2 separate regions of the Homo sapiens genome follow, and region 1 is linked to region 2. A link is a contact called in ENCODE Hi-C or POLR2A ChIA-PET data. All regions are on one chromosome and are shown on one strand. Each heading gives the region's core, a stretch centred on a gene start or an enhancer-like site at or near the end of the contact. The rest is flanking DNA. Distances are from core to core; before and after follow the strand shown. Region 1 overlaps GALM (galactose mutarotase). Region 2 has its middle 25 kb from the start of LINC02613.

Evidence for each region. Hi-C counts contacts between places; a loop is a spot of excess contacts on that map. ChIA-PET counts read pairs that join two places held with the same protein, here RNA polymerase II (POLR2A). Pooled maps may share reads with other maps.
Region 1: a loop to region 2 is called in a pooled map, with 3 times the contacts of the local background. The contact joins two enhancer-like sites. A Hi-C loop is called at or near these places in 4 of 50 pooled maps. POLR2A ChIA-PET finds 5 or more read pairs at or near these places in 9 of 52 experiments (GM12878, HCT116, Panc1 and 3 more).

Annotation. Positions count from the first base shown.
Region 1 is chr2:38,686,418-38,692,898 of GRCh38, forward strand. It overlaps GALM (galactose mutarotase), which reads left to right. Exons shown (of 7, transcript NM_138801.3): 4 at 3,396-3,477. The region is part of intron 2 of LOC124905993 (a long non-coding RNA gene); the gene reads right to left. Among named protein-coding and RNA genes, the nearest start is that of GALM, 24 kb to the left of the region's middle. RefSeq lists a silencer at 6,310-6,481. Within about 2 kb of position 4,579, at least 7 of the 41 ENCODE cell types and tissues checked have a DNase peak (open chromatin) inside an H3K27ac peak, as active enhancers do; they include HCT116, where a contact is called at or near this core.
Region 2 is chr2:38,537,820-38,544,004 of GRCh38, forward strand. No RefSeq gene overlaps it. Among named protein-coding and RNA genes, the nearest start is that of LINC02613, 25 kb to the left of the region's middle. RefSeq lists a silencer at 3,508-3,802 and an enhancer at 3,508-3,802. Within about 2 kb of position 4,691, at least 4 of the 41 ENCODE cell types and tissues checked have a DNase peak (open chromatin) inside an H3K27ac peak, as active enhancers do; they include HCT116, where a contact is called at or near this core.

The DNA of each region.
Region 1 (6,481 bases), core at 3,329-5,828, 150 kb after region 2:
ACCATGCCCAGCTACTTTTTTGTATTTTTAGTAGAGATGGGGTTTCACCGTGTTAGCCAGGATGGTCTGATCTCCTGACCTCGTGATCCACCCACCTTGGCCTCCCAAAGTGCTGGGATTACAAGCATGAGCCACCGTGCCTGGCCAGAAAGTGGAAATTTCTAAGCAGCTTTATTTATAATAGTAAAACACTGGAAGCAACCCAGAAGTCTATCAACAGGAGAATGGATAAACAAATTGTGATACAGTCATACAACGGAATACTACTCAACAATACAAAGGAATATAACATGGATGATCCCAGTAGCATTATGTTGTGTGGAAATAACAAGGCACCAAAGAATATGTACTGCATACTTCTGTTTCTAAGGAGGCAGGCACCTAGGAAACAGAGTGAAGACCTGAATTAATGCTAGGCCAGGAGTCTGGAGAATGGCTTTGCCTCCTGCAGGTGTCCTCATTGGATGACATTACATAGCTTGTGTTCCTCCAGGCTTATTTGTGCACAGGAAGTATGGAGGTGCTTTGGTCCACCTGGGTTCTCTTTTTCTAACACTATTCAGCTCTGTATGTGGGCTGCAGCTCCCAGTTTAGCGCCACCAAGGCCTGGAACCCAACCTTCACACCCCTTGTCTCGACTGACCCAAAGCCCTCTGTGTTGAGCTGAGTAGTGAACAAATAGGGCCAAGGAAATACAGTAGTCCCAAATTCTCTTCCCTCAGCTCCTCTCCCACAGTCCCAGGGGCATCTCCAGGTGCTGGCACCACCCTGAGGCATGCGAGGATGGCAGGAGAGAGAGCCGCACAGAAGAGACATCCTCTCTAGGCTAGACCTGCTCTAGGCAGGGGTACAGACCCTCTCCCATCTTGGACCTGCTGCCCCAGCTCACAGCAGAGTGAGCTGTAGAAAGTGCAGAGGAGAGGCCTTTGCCCTGGCTTTGTCCCCCACCCACTCATACCCCTGCCCAGCACACACCCACTGGGAGAAAACAAGAGCATCATAGTTCTTCTGGACAGGCATGGTGGCTCAAGTCTGTAATCCCAGCACTTTGGGAGGCCAAGGCAGGCAGATTACTTGAGGTCTGGAGTTCGAGACCAGCCTGGCCAACATGGTGAAACCCCATCTCTACTAAAAATACAAAAATTAGCCTAGCATGGTGGTGGGCACCTGTAATCCCAGCTACTTAAGGAGGCTAAGGCAGGAGAATTGCTTGAACCCTGGAAGTGGAGGTTGCAGTGACCCAAGATTGCGCCACTGCACTCCAGCCTGGGCGACACAGTAAGACTCTGCCTCCGAAAAAAAAAAAAAGAGAATCGTAGTTTTTCAGAAAAAGAGCCTACTAGTGGTGTAATTAAACCAGTTTCTGTCGTGTTTAGACATGCATTCTCATGGTCTCTAAAATCTTGACCTTTCTTTTCAGAATTACTCAGTTGGATTGTGTGGGCCAGTCTTTCAGACCATAGAATCTGTTTCCAGCTAACCTGTCCTAACCCTGTCTCAAAAAAACCAGTCGGCCGGGCACAGTGCCTCACACCTGTAATCCCAGCACTTTGGGAGGCTGAGGTGGGTGGATCACCTGAGGTCAGGAGTTTAAGACTAGCCTGACCAACATGGTGAAACCCCATCTCTACTAAAAATACAAAAATTAGCCAAGTGTGGTGGCACACGCTTGTAATCCCAGCTGCTCGGGAGGCTGAAGCAGGAGAATTGCTTGAACCTGGGAGGCAGAGACTGCAGTGAGCCAAGATTACACTACTTCACTCCGGCCTGGGCGACAGAGTGAGACTCCGTCTCAAAAAAAAAAAAAATGTGTACTGGGTGCGGTGACTCACACCTGTAATCCCAGCACTTTGGGAGGCCGAGGTGAGCAGATCACCTGAGGTCGCGAGTTCGAGACCAGCCTGACCAACATGGAGAAACCCCGTCTCTACTAAAAATACAAAATTAGCCAGACGTGGTGGTGCATGCCTGTAATCCCAGCTACTAGGGAGGCCGAGGCAGGAGAATCACTTGAACCCGAGAGGCGGAGGTTGCAGTGAGCCGAGATCGCGCCATTGCATTCCGGCCTTGGCAACAAGAGCGAAACTCGGTCTCAGAAAAAAAAAAAAAGTCAAATGTCAAATATCCCCTGAGAGACAAAATTATCCCCAATTGAGAACCACTAGTTTAGCTCATCTTTGAGCATTCACTGAGCAAAAGCCCTCACTTGGTTTCCCTTCCACATCTTCTGGTGTGAAGCTTTAAAATATGTTGCTATTGATAATATAAAATAATATTTGTACTAGAAACATGCATGTATAAAGTTATTTGCCGATTTGCAAACAACACAATGCACCTTTCCTACACTGTTATTCACAAGGACCCTGGAAAAGGTAGAGGCATCATTAGCCCAAATTTATTTTATTTTATTTATTTTGAGATGGAGTTTTGCTCTTGATGCCCAGGCTGGAGTGCAATGGCACGCGCGATCTTGGCTCACCGCAACCTCCACCTCCCGGGTTCAAGCAATTCTCCTGCCTCAGCCTCCTGAGTAGCTGAGATTACAGGCATGTGCCACCACACCTGGCTAATTTTGTATTTTTAGTAGAGACGGGGCTTCTTCTTTTTGGTCAGGCTGGTCTCGAACTCCTGACCTCAGGTGATCCGCCTGCCTCGGCCTCCCAAAATGCTGGGATTACAGGCATGAGCCACCGCGCCCGGCCTCATTAGCCCAATTTTAAACCAAAGGAAATGAGAGTCTATGAGGTTAAATGAATTCCCTGGGACCACTCAGGAAGAGCTGGAACTACACCCCAGGCCTTCTGACACTGACCAGTACACCAGCCTTTGACTCCCCTGCAAAGGCCAGGCTGCATCTTCATGGAGGAGGTGGGCAAATTCTCAAAAGCAGGGACTGCGGTTCTGACACCTGGGCTTCTGTCATGGAGCAGAGAGTGGGGCCTCTGTGTGGAAACTGGGCTAGAGGGGGGTGCCAGGTGCACCCCCAGGAGTGAGCCTGGAGCAGTACCCTGACCTCTCAGGATGTGTGTGTTCCTGGTTACCAGTCATTGCTCTTCTGTTTGCCTGGCAAGTGAGAAGAATAGAAGAAACACCTCCACTAATAAGCCAAGGTCCAAAAGGCTTTCAAACCACTGTGGTCTCTGACTTTTCACCTTCATATTCTATTTAGAAAAGAAAATGCATGCACACTTGAAAGTTTCTTCCAAATTTATCTGTTGCTATTTTGAGGCCTTATCTACCTCCACTTAGTTGATTATATTTAATCATGACCATCAGCCAAACAAGATTTTAAAAGTTTTTGTCAATGCCTGAAAACATTTTTGCAAGATAAGTTAAAAAACAAATATATGAAATAAGACTAAGCAGAAAACCTTTCCCCTACCTTTTCCTCCCAGGCTTCCCCAAATATAAATGACCATGAAGTCACCATAGAAGCGGATACTTATTTGCCTGTGGATGAAACCCTGATTCCTACAGGTTGGTGAATTTAACCTTTTTGTGTTATGTGGGATCATGGATTGGCTCTCGAGGCCAAGAAAGGACATTAGTGGAGAAAGCGGTGAAATCTTAATAAAGTCTACAGTTTAGTTAATAGAATTATTCTAGTGGTAATTTCTTAGTTTTGATATGTGTACTGTGTTTATGTAAAATGTTAGCATGAGGGAAAGCTGGGACAGAGATGCAGTATTTTTACCACTTTTCTGTAAGTCTAAAATTATTTCAAAATTTCAAAAATTTTTAAAAAATGGTGAGTAAGATAATACTTTACTGGGGCTGGGCGCGGTGGCTCACGCCTGTAATCCCAGCACTTTGAGAGGCCAAGGCGGTTGGATCACTTGAGGCCAGGAGTTTGAGATCAGCCTGAGCAACATGGTGAGACCCCGTCTTATTTTTTTTTAAGATTAAAAAAAAATTTTTTTAATGCAAAAGAAACTAAAGTTAAAAAAAATTTTAAATAACTTTACTGGATACTCATCTTACACTAGGTAACAGCTTTTGTTTTAGCTGGCTTTTTTGGGAGGGGGGCGGTGCGGGAGGGGATAGGGTCTCATTCTGTTGCCCAGGCTGGAGTACAGTGGCACAATCTCAGCTCACTGCTGCCTAGACCTCCTCCCCAGGCTCAGATGATTCTCCCATCTCCACTTCCTGAGTAGCTGGGACCACAGGCACACACCACCACGCCTGTTGTATTTTTAGTAGAGACAGTGTTTTACCACGTTGCCCAGGCTGGTCTCAAACTCCTGGACTCAAGCAATCTGCCCGCCTCAGCCTCTCAGAGGGCTGGGATTACAGGTGTAAGCCACTGCGCCCGGCCACTTTGGCCTCTTTAATGGGTTGAGTTTATGGCTGCTAGTTCAAACTTTTTATGAGGAAGAAAGGTAAGCATGTGAGCCTGCATACCCAACAGCAACTTCAGGTAACAGCAGGCATTAGGAACTCCCATAAATATAGTGACTACAAAACTAATTGGAATAATAATGAAAAATTGAGCTCAATGGGGTCAAATTTTTGGCATCACAGTTTTTGAATATTTTCCTGGCTCCAGGGCTGAGTTTAAAGGCTTTTCTGTTTGTCTTGGTAGCATGTGTCATCTTGTGATATTTACATGACTCAATAGAAGGGCATGAGTAAGCTGGCCCATCTGGTCCTAGAGGCAGAATTACTGCAGTAGAACTATATGTTGTGAACTGCAAGGAAAAAATAGTGGTGGCTGCTGTTTTGTGACTGATAAGGAAGAAAGTGAATCAATTAGCTTATAAGTGGAGGTTATGAAATAAGTGCATATTTATTTGTGTATATTTATAAAATCTTCTCATGCTATCCGGTTGAGTTGATCAGATGAAAATCACAACAGGGCATAATTTGTGCATTTAAAGGCCTGTAAAGGCCAAGTTATTTTACTTGATTGTAAAAAATCATTGTGGCAAAGCACAGTAGGCTTAACATGCACTCTAATGGACTGCATAAAACTTGCGTTCGCTGGGTATGGTGGCTCACACCTGTAATCCCAGCACTTTGGGAGGCTGAGGCAGAGGAGGATCACTTGAGCCCAGGAGTTCGAGACCAGACTGTGCAACACAGTGAGATCCCATCTCAACAAAAAATTGAAAAAAAAAATAGCCAGGTGTGGTAACACGCACCTGGGGTCCCAGCTACTCAAGAGGCTGAAGCAGGAGGATCTCTCGAGCCCAGGAGTTGGAGGCTGCAGTGAGCCGTGATCTCTGCTGCACTCTACCCTGGGCAACAGAGCAAGACCCTATCTCAAAAAAAAACCTAATTGGGAATATATGTGTTATATTTCAGTAGTTTTTTTTTTTTTTTAAAAAAGACCAAACTACCATTTATAATCACCATCTTTTCATGAAAGAATATTTTAGTACCATAAAAGTGTAAACAAATTTAATCTCAGAATAAGGAACAACTCTTTATGTTGAATTTATGTAGCTTTTTAAAAAATAATATGGTACCACTTGGAGCCAATACTATAAAAAAAATAAATAGCAGATTATCCAAACGTATCTCAGTTTTCTGGGGACCAGTGAAAATGTTATCACTAACTCATAATTCAGAACTAGTAATTGATCTGTAAGGCCACTTCTCTCTCTTGCATTCTCCAATTCTACGAGGCTCCTAGCATGACATTTTACTGCTATTTCCACAACTCTTCAAATCCTTTAGAGCTCTATCATTGAAGTAAATAAGTTGCTGCAACTTCAGAGCTCATGAAAAATTTGTAATTCTCTCCTACCTATCCATACTTGAGTCAGACCTACATGTTATACCTGTTTGCCGAGTGACACTTAAGCAGAAATTGTAGTATTGTTTTCTCTTTTCTCAGAAGTCCTTAAGAAACAAGCTAATTGTCTGATTCCTTTGAAACTTCCTCCAAAAATGGGTGGTAGTAACTGCTACCCTGCACTTTAGGAATGTAAGAATTCACATGTCTGGCCCACTTTCCACTGAGAACAAATCTCTAGGAGCCCAGATTTTCTCTCTTTTTTTCTTTCTGTTTTGTAGAGACAGGGTCTCCCTATGTTGCCTAGGCTGGTCTTGAATCCCTAGGCTCAAGCAATCCTCCCACCTGGGCCTCCCAAAGTGCTGGGATTACAGGTGTGAGCCACCATGCTGGTCCTCATCTGACTCTTAACACTGATCAAAAGCCCATGAGCTTAATTTTGAAAGAAATCCAAAAGGCTTGCCCATCATTTGATCACTCAGAAGTGCTGCTGGGCTCTCTAGGAGTTGGCAGTCTATGGGAAGGGTCAGCCAGAATTGTGTCCATTAATCTGGAAAATATCAGGATAGACATAACTAGGAGACTTGGCACAGAGGGCAGGCACTGCTGAGGGGGCTTCCAGATAGAGGAAATGAGAGTTAAATAAAACCTGGAAGGGAAAGTGGAAGTTTGCCAGGGAGTGAGGAGGAGAAAGGTGTTCCAGATAAAGATGAACAAGCGTGGGCGGTGCAAGAAATAGCAGGA
Region 2 (6,185 bases), core at 3,441-5,940:
CAAACATTTACAAAAGTTGAGAAAACAGTATAATAAACCCACATGGGCACATCACGCAGTTTCAATAATTAACACATTGTCAATTCCGTTTTATCTATACCCCAGGACCCCTCTTCCACTCAGCTAGGCTATGTTAAAGCAAATCTGAGATTACCTATAATTTCATTTGTAAATACTTGACGATTATGAAGTATTTTTTAAAGCTCAATGTTTGATACTTCCTTCATGCACAATGTTATATTCTTCAGTCCATAGATTTCCCATGACACTGGAAATCTTTTCCAAACCAGCATTTGACACAGAAGTTGGAACTGTATATTGAATCAGTTATGAAAAATTTGGAGCAGTGATTTATTTGCCTGAAAAGCATTTCCCCTTCTGAAGAAATATGTTCTCCCTGAGGAAGGGAACATTACGCTCAGCCACTGGTTCTCTTCTAGTGAGAATCTACGGGGTGTTCTTTTATCTGCAGTGACACATCCCAGGTTGAATGATCACTCCAGGGAAGGAGATTCTTGTAATTAGTCAGATTCCTGCACTCAGAGGAGGATCTATCCATTTTAAGAAGGAAATCACTTCTCCAGACACTTGAAGGCTCTAGGATATATGGCCAATACTGCAGGTGAACCACTGTCTACTCAAAGTGTCTTTACACCAGTGCCAAGTCCCATGCATACTAAAAATTTAAGCACATTTATTTCCTCAAGGAATGTTGTTAACATGTTAAATTATTTACTTAAGATACTAATACACACACATCCCTGCCTAATAATACATTAAGAGGCCTTTGAGACAGGAGAAAGACAGAAACCAGGGAAATAGTTGTTCTTATTCAACTGTATGATTTTTGGGGGGGTTTTGAGACAGAGTCTCACTCTATTGCCCAGGCTGGAGTGCAGTGGCACGATCTCAGCTCACTGCAACCTCCACCCCCCGGGTTCAAGCGATTCTCCTGCCTCAGCCTCCTGAGTAGCTGGGACTACAGGTGCACGCTACCATGCCCAGCTAATTTTTGTATTTTTAGTAGAGGCGGGGTTTCACCATTTTGGCCAGGATGGTCTCGATCTCTTGACCTCATGATCCACCCGCCTCGACCTCCCAAAGTGCTGGGATTACAGGTGTGAGCCACCGCACCTGGCCTTCCATGTTTTTACTGTTGCCTTCCCCCTTCTTGATGTTGCTGGTGTTAAGGTTTCCACATTTGATGTACCCCATCTCCATACCTCCCCATGGTCCTGTGTAAACCCCAAGTCTTCTAAAAAAGCCCCGTCTTTCCCTTCACTGAATTTCTGCCTCTACCACACAATTAGCACTAATGTACGTGGACATGCCCCCTAGAGGCTGAGCTTGCGTGAAGGGACCCAGGCACTTCTGGAGAGATGGGACCAGCCTAGAGGAGCTGACATGCATGAGGAGCCCAAGCAGCTCCAATTTTGTAACCACCCATTAAAGTGTGACAGGTGAGGGGGATGAAAGGCATTGCCCCTTCCTGAAGAACTAGGACACTGAGGGGACTTTGGGAGTCTAGGGAACATGATGCCATTTTGTACTCTGGCAGAGCCCCAAGCACAAACCGCACCCCCTTCAGGGGGGTTACGTGCCTGAGTGTCATGGGAGGCCACTCCCTCCCAGGGCTTCTCCAGCAGCAGGTGAGCCAAGGAGGAAAAACAGGGTGGGCGAAAAGGCCTTGAAATCACTGGATGAGTTTTACAGGGAACCTGAGCATACCGCAGAGGAGACATAGGTTATAACCATAATGTGATCCAGCATACAACCACAGACTGGGGAGGCTGAGAAAACAAAGGTTATGCTTTTTTTATTTTACAAAAGCACTCTTAAAAATTACAATACACAAGCCAGATATGGTGGCTCATGCCTGTAGTCCGAACTACTAGGGAGGCTGAGGCAGGAGGATTGCTTGAGCCCAGGAGTTCAAGGCTGCAGTGAGCCAAAATCGCACCACTGCACTCCAGCCTGGGCAAAAAAAAAAAAAAAAAAATTATAATACACACTCATAACAATTTAAATAAACTTAATTATAGAAAGCTAATATATTATATATAATAAAAATATATAAAAATATATCTCATATATAATATTGACACATATTTTATAATATATTATCATATATAATATATATATAATGTATATATTTTTTCTCCTCCCCTGTCCAATTATACTCTCTTAAAGTAACCAGTATTAGCATGCTGGTGTATATATCATTCCATATTTTTTCTACGCTTACACAAGCACTGAATCACCTGTTGAGGTCTCATTTATGCTTTTAACAAAAACATGGTCATATTTTTCATTATAATTTACCACTTGTTTATGTTTACTTAATATGTCTTCTACACCTTCCCAAGTCAATACATATAAATGTGGTTCATTCTACTTGATGATTGATTGCATGGTATTCCATAGAACAGATGTACTAGAATGTATTCAATGAACCCATCACTAATCATGGGTTTTGGTTATAGCTCATCAGCTTTGTTAATTGTTTCATCTGGGCTAGTCCTGTTTTAATTGTAATCTCCTAAATAACAAAGGCCATACCGTAAACACAAACTTACTTCTCAGAACTTCGTCGTTGCCTACATATGTCACACATTTAACATGACGTGAATATCCCTTTAATTTTGGAAATGCACATAATTTCTTCTCATTTGTTAAAAGGAAGACAGTTCTTAGGATGATAGGCTTATATTTGGCACGTTTACTGAGCAGGAGGAGATAATTTTTTAAATTTCATAATCCCATATGGTCTGATTTTTCTCCATATGTCAACCTCCTTCCCAACAGGTGCGTCATACTTTCCCACAGCACTACTCTTGTATCTCTACAGAAATCATATAAACTCTACCCCCATACCATAAAATGATTTAAGTTTCAGAGTGAGACTGCCTAATACAACACACTCATTTTAAAGATGAACAAAGCTAAGCATTCATAACTTAGCTACCTAGCAGAGGAGCCAAGGCTGGAACCTATCCAGGGCTGTCTCCACTACAGGACACAGCCGCACCAGGGCTGGGGAATGGCTGGGGCGCAGCACATAGGCGACAGTATTTTTGTTTGTATAAATTATAAAGTAGGTCGTTAATTTTTCTCAAAGACTTAACAGGTAGCTGATGGGTGCCACTTGCTAACCACCTGTTTGAAGAAGGAACTCTTGCTGCTGGACCTCAGGTCTACAGCTTGTTTTTCCCCAGAGGCTGCTCTTTATCCAGCTTGTGGTTTTCTCTGCATCCAGCAGCCAACAGAGTTGTGAATGCCCCTCTTTACTTGCATTCCCACACCATCCCTGGCATGCCAGTGTGCCCTGGCTTGGAGTTGAGGCTGCTGACTATCTAGTTATATAAAGGGAAAATCCTTCAGGCATAGCCAGAGGAAGCCTGTCAAGGGTGGACACAGATTTGTGGGGCCTAAACTTACAAAGTTTTTGAGACCATCTTTAATGGAAAACAATAGAAAAATGTCTTATTTTTGCCATTTATAAAAGAAACATATGCACACATTGCTAGGTCCTCTGCCTGGTGTCTTAGAAAGGTCTAGTCCCTGACAACTGAAGGGTGCTGAAGCTTAATTTCCTTTATCTTCAGGGCACAACTTCCCCTGGGCCTTATATGGAGTCAGTAGGGACACACCTGGGGCACCCTTTGATCCTTCACATGTAGATGGACAGAGCTGCTCAGAACCCTCCACGAGGTTATGCACACAGTAGCCCAAAGTCCAAGAGTTCCGGGACAGTCCCTGTTTTCAAATATTTAATTATGTATCAAACGATGCATCTTGACTTTTCAAAAAATATAAGTGACAAGGTTACAGAATAGAAGTACCAAAGAAAAACAAAAAAAAAGCAAGCAAAACAAAACAAAACAAAACCAACACCCCAAAATGCATACAAATCAGGATGGAATTACCAATTGTTCCCTGTGGATTTTTCCATTCCCATCTCAGAATGGAAAGAGCAAGCCCAGGACGGACAGTAATGGCACCCAGCAGCTGCAGAGTGCAAAAGTTCCCACCTGCTGAGAAAACAGCAGGAATCTTTAGAAGGAAATTCTCTTCCCTTATTAGGTAGCAGTAATTATGCTGCCAAGAAAAATCTTGCCTTCATAGACTTATGTTGCATAAGAAATAAAGTTTAGCTGGAATGGACAAGTTGAGTTCAAAAAACTACTGAAGAATCTCCTTCTACTCCCTGTCCTCAGCTTTCCATTCCATAGTAACTAGACCCGAGATTTCAGAGCACAGTATTGAAGCTGCTGTGCTGCATAAGTATCTCACACCCAAAGACTCAGGCAACTATTCCACAGTTTTCTTTTTGTTTTTTGTTTTTTGTTTTTTTGAGACAGAGTCTCACTCTGTCACCCAGGCTGGAGTGCAGTGGCGCGATCTCGACTCACTGCAACCTCCGCCTCATGGGTTCAAGCAATTCTCCTGTCTCAGCCTCCCAAGTAGCTGAGATTACAGACCCCCACCACAATGCCTGGCTAATTTTTGTATTTTTAGTTGAGACGGGGTTTCACCATGTTGGTCAGGCTGGTCTCAAACTCCTGACCTCAAGTTATCCGCCCACCTCTGCCTCTCAAAGTGCTGAGATTACATGCATGAGCCACCACGCCCAGCCAGTTCCACAGACTTCTAAGGGGCTATCAGGGAACAAATGTGTAGTAAAAACTGTTCACCAAGTGTTTATGAATCATCCAAGAAGGTCAGGATAGGTTTTTGTTTTGCTTTACGGGAGACATCCTGAATCTGAAAGGCAGAAGACACCTATCTGGCAGGTCCAGGGTTAGCACAATGTATTCACTGCCCGTTCAAGAATAGTAACAATGATCATAATAACAGTCATAACTATTGTTTGTTGAGACTATGTGCTTTAAATGCATTATCTCACTTAATCCTCATACCAACTTTGTCAATATTCATATTTCACCTACAAGAAAATAGACTTAGTGATGTGAAGAGACAATGTCATACAGCACACAGTGCTAAAGTTGATAATCAGACCCAACTCTATCAAACTCTAAAGGCCATTTATTTAACCACCGTGAAAGAAAATAAAATCTCAGGACCCCGTTTCATGATGCCAAAAGGAAAACATTAAGCTGAAAGCTGAGTCATGGCCAGAAATTGCCTTTCTCTTTGTTCCTAAGCAGACAGCTACAGATAAAAGGCCGGATGTCTCCACAGTCAGCTACTCTATGTTCACCTTATCAGTGATCAGTGCTGATTTACTGAGTGGGAGACGACTACATAATTGTCTGTTCTCCTACTTGCTCCTTTTCTCTTGCAACATGTGGATTCAGTCATGTGACCACATCCTCCCTCTTTCTCTTCCAGCCTGCTTTTCCCCTTTAAATACTGAAGGCTTCAAAGTGATCTTTGAAGAAAAGCCCCGACCACATGCTGTTTCTGTGGTATCTGTGTTCCTTTCTTCCGGCCATGTCCTTAACCTTGGCAAAATAAACTGCTAAGTTGATTGAGATCTGTCTCTGATACTTTTTGATTTATACCACTATACTTTCCAGTCTTTTTTCTTTTTTCTTTTTTTTTTTTTTTTTTTGAGACGGAGTTTCACTCGTTGCCCAGGCTGGAGTGCAGTGGCGCAATCTCGGCTCACCACAACCTCTGCCTCCCAGGTTGAAGCAATTCTCCTGCCTCAGCCTCCCAAGTAGCTGGGATTACAGGCATCTGCCACCACGCCTGGCTAATTTTATTTTATTTTTTTAGTAGAGACGGGGTTTCTGCATGTTGGTCAGGCTGGTCTCGAATTCCTGACCTCAGGTGATCCACCCGCCTCGGCCTCCCAAAGTGCTGGGATTACAGGCGTGAGCCACTGCGTACAGCCTCCAGTCTTCTTTAATAGGCAACAGATGGATTTCTAAGCAGTTACCTCAAGAAAAAAAAAAAAAAAGAAAAGGAAAATTCCGTGAAACAAATCCACAAGGATTAGCCAATCCCTACTTAGTGATGATGCCTACAGAAAGTGCTGTTGGCCAGGCTCCATTCCCTCACCAGTCCCAGCAGCAGAATCACCTGAGTACTTACAAAAAAGGCAGATTCTTGGGCCCACCCCCAGATCTATTGAATCAGAATCTCTGAGAATAGAGCCTGGGAATCCTCATTTAACATGACCCACCATACCCCAACTCCCAAGCAATTCCCCTTCACAC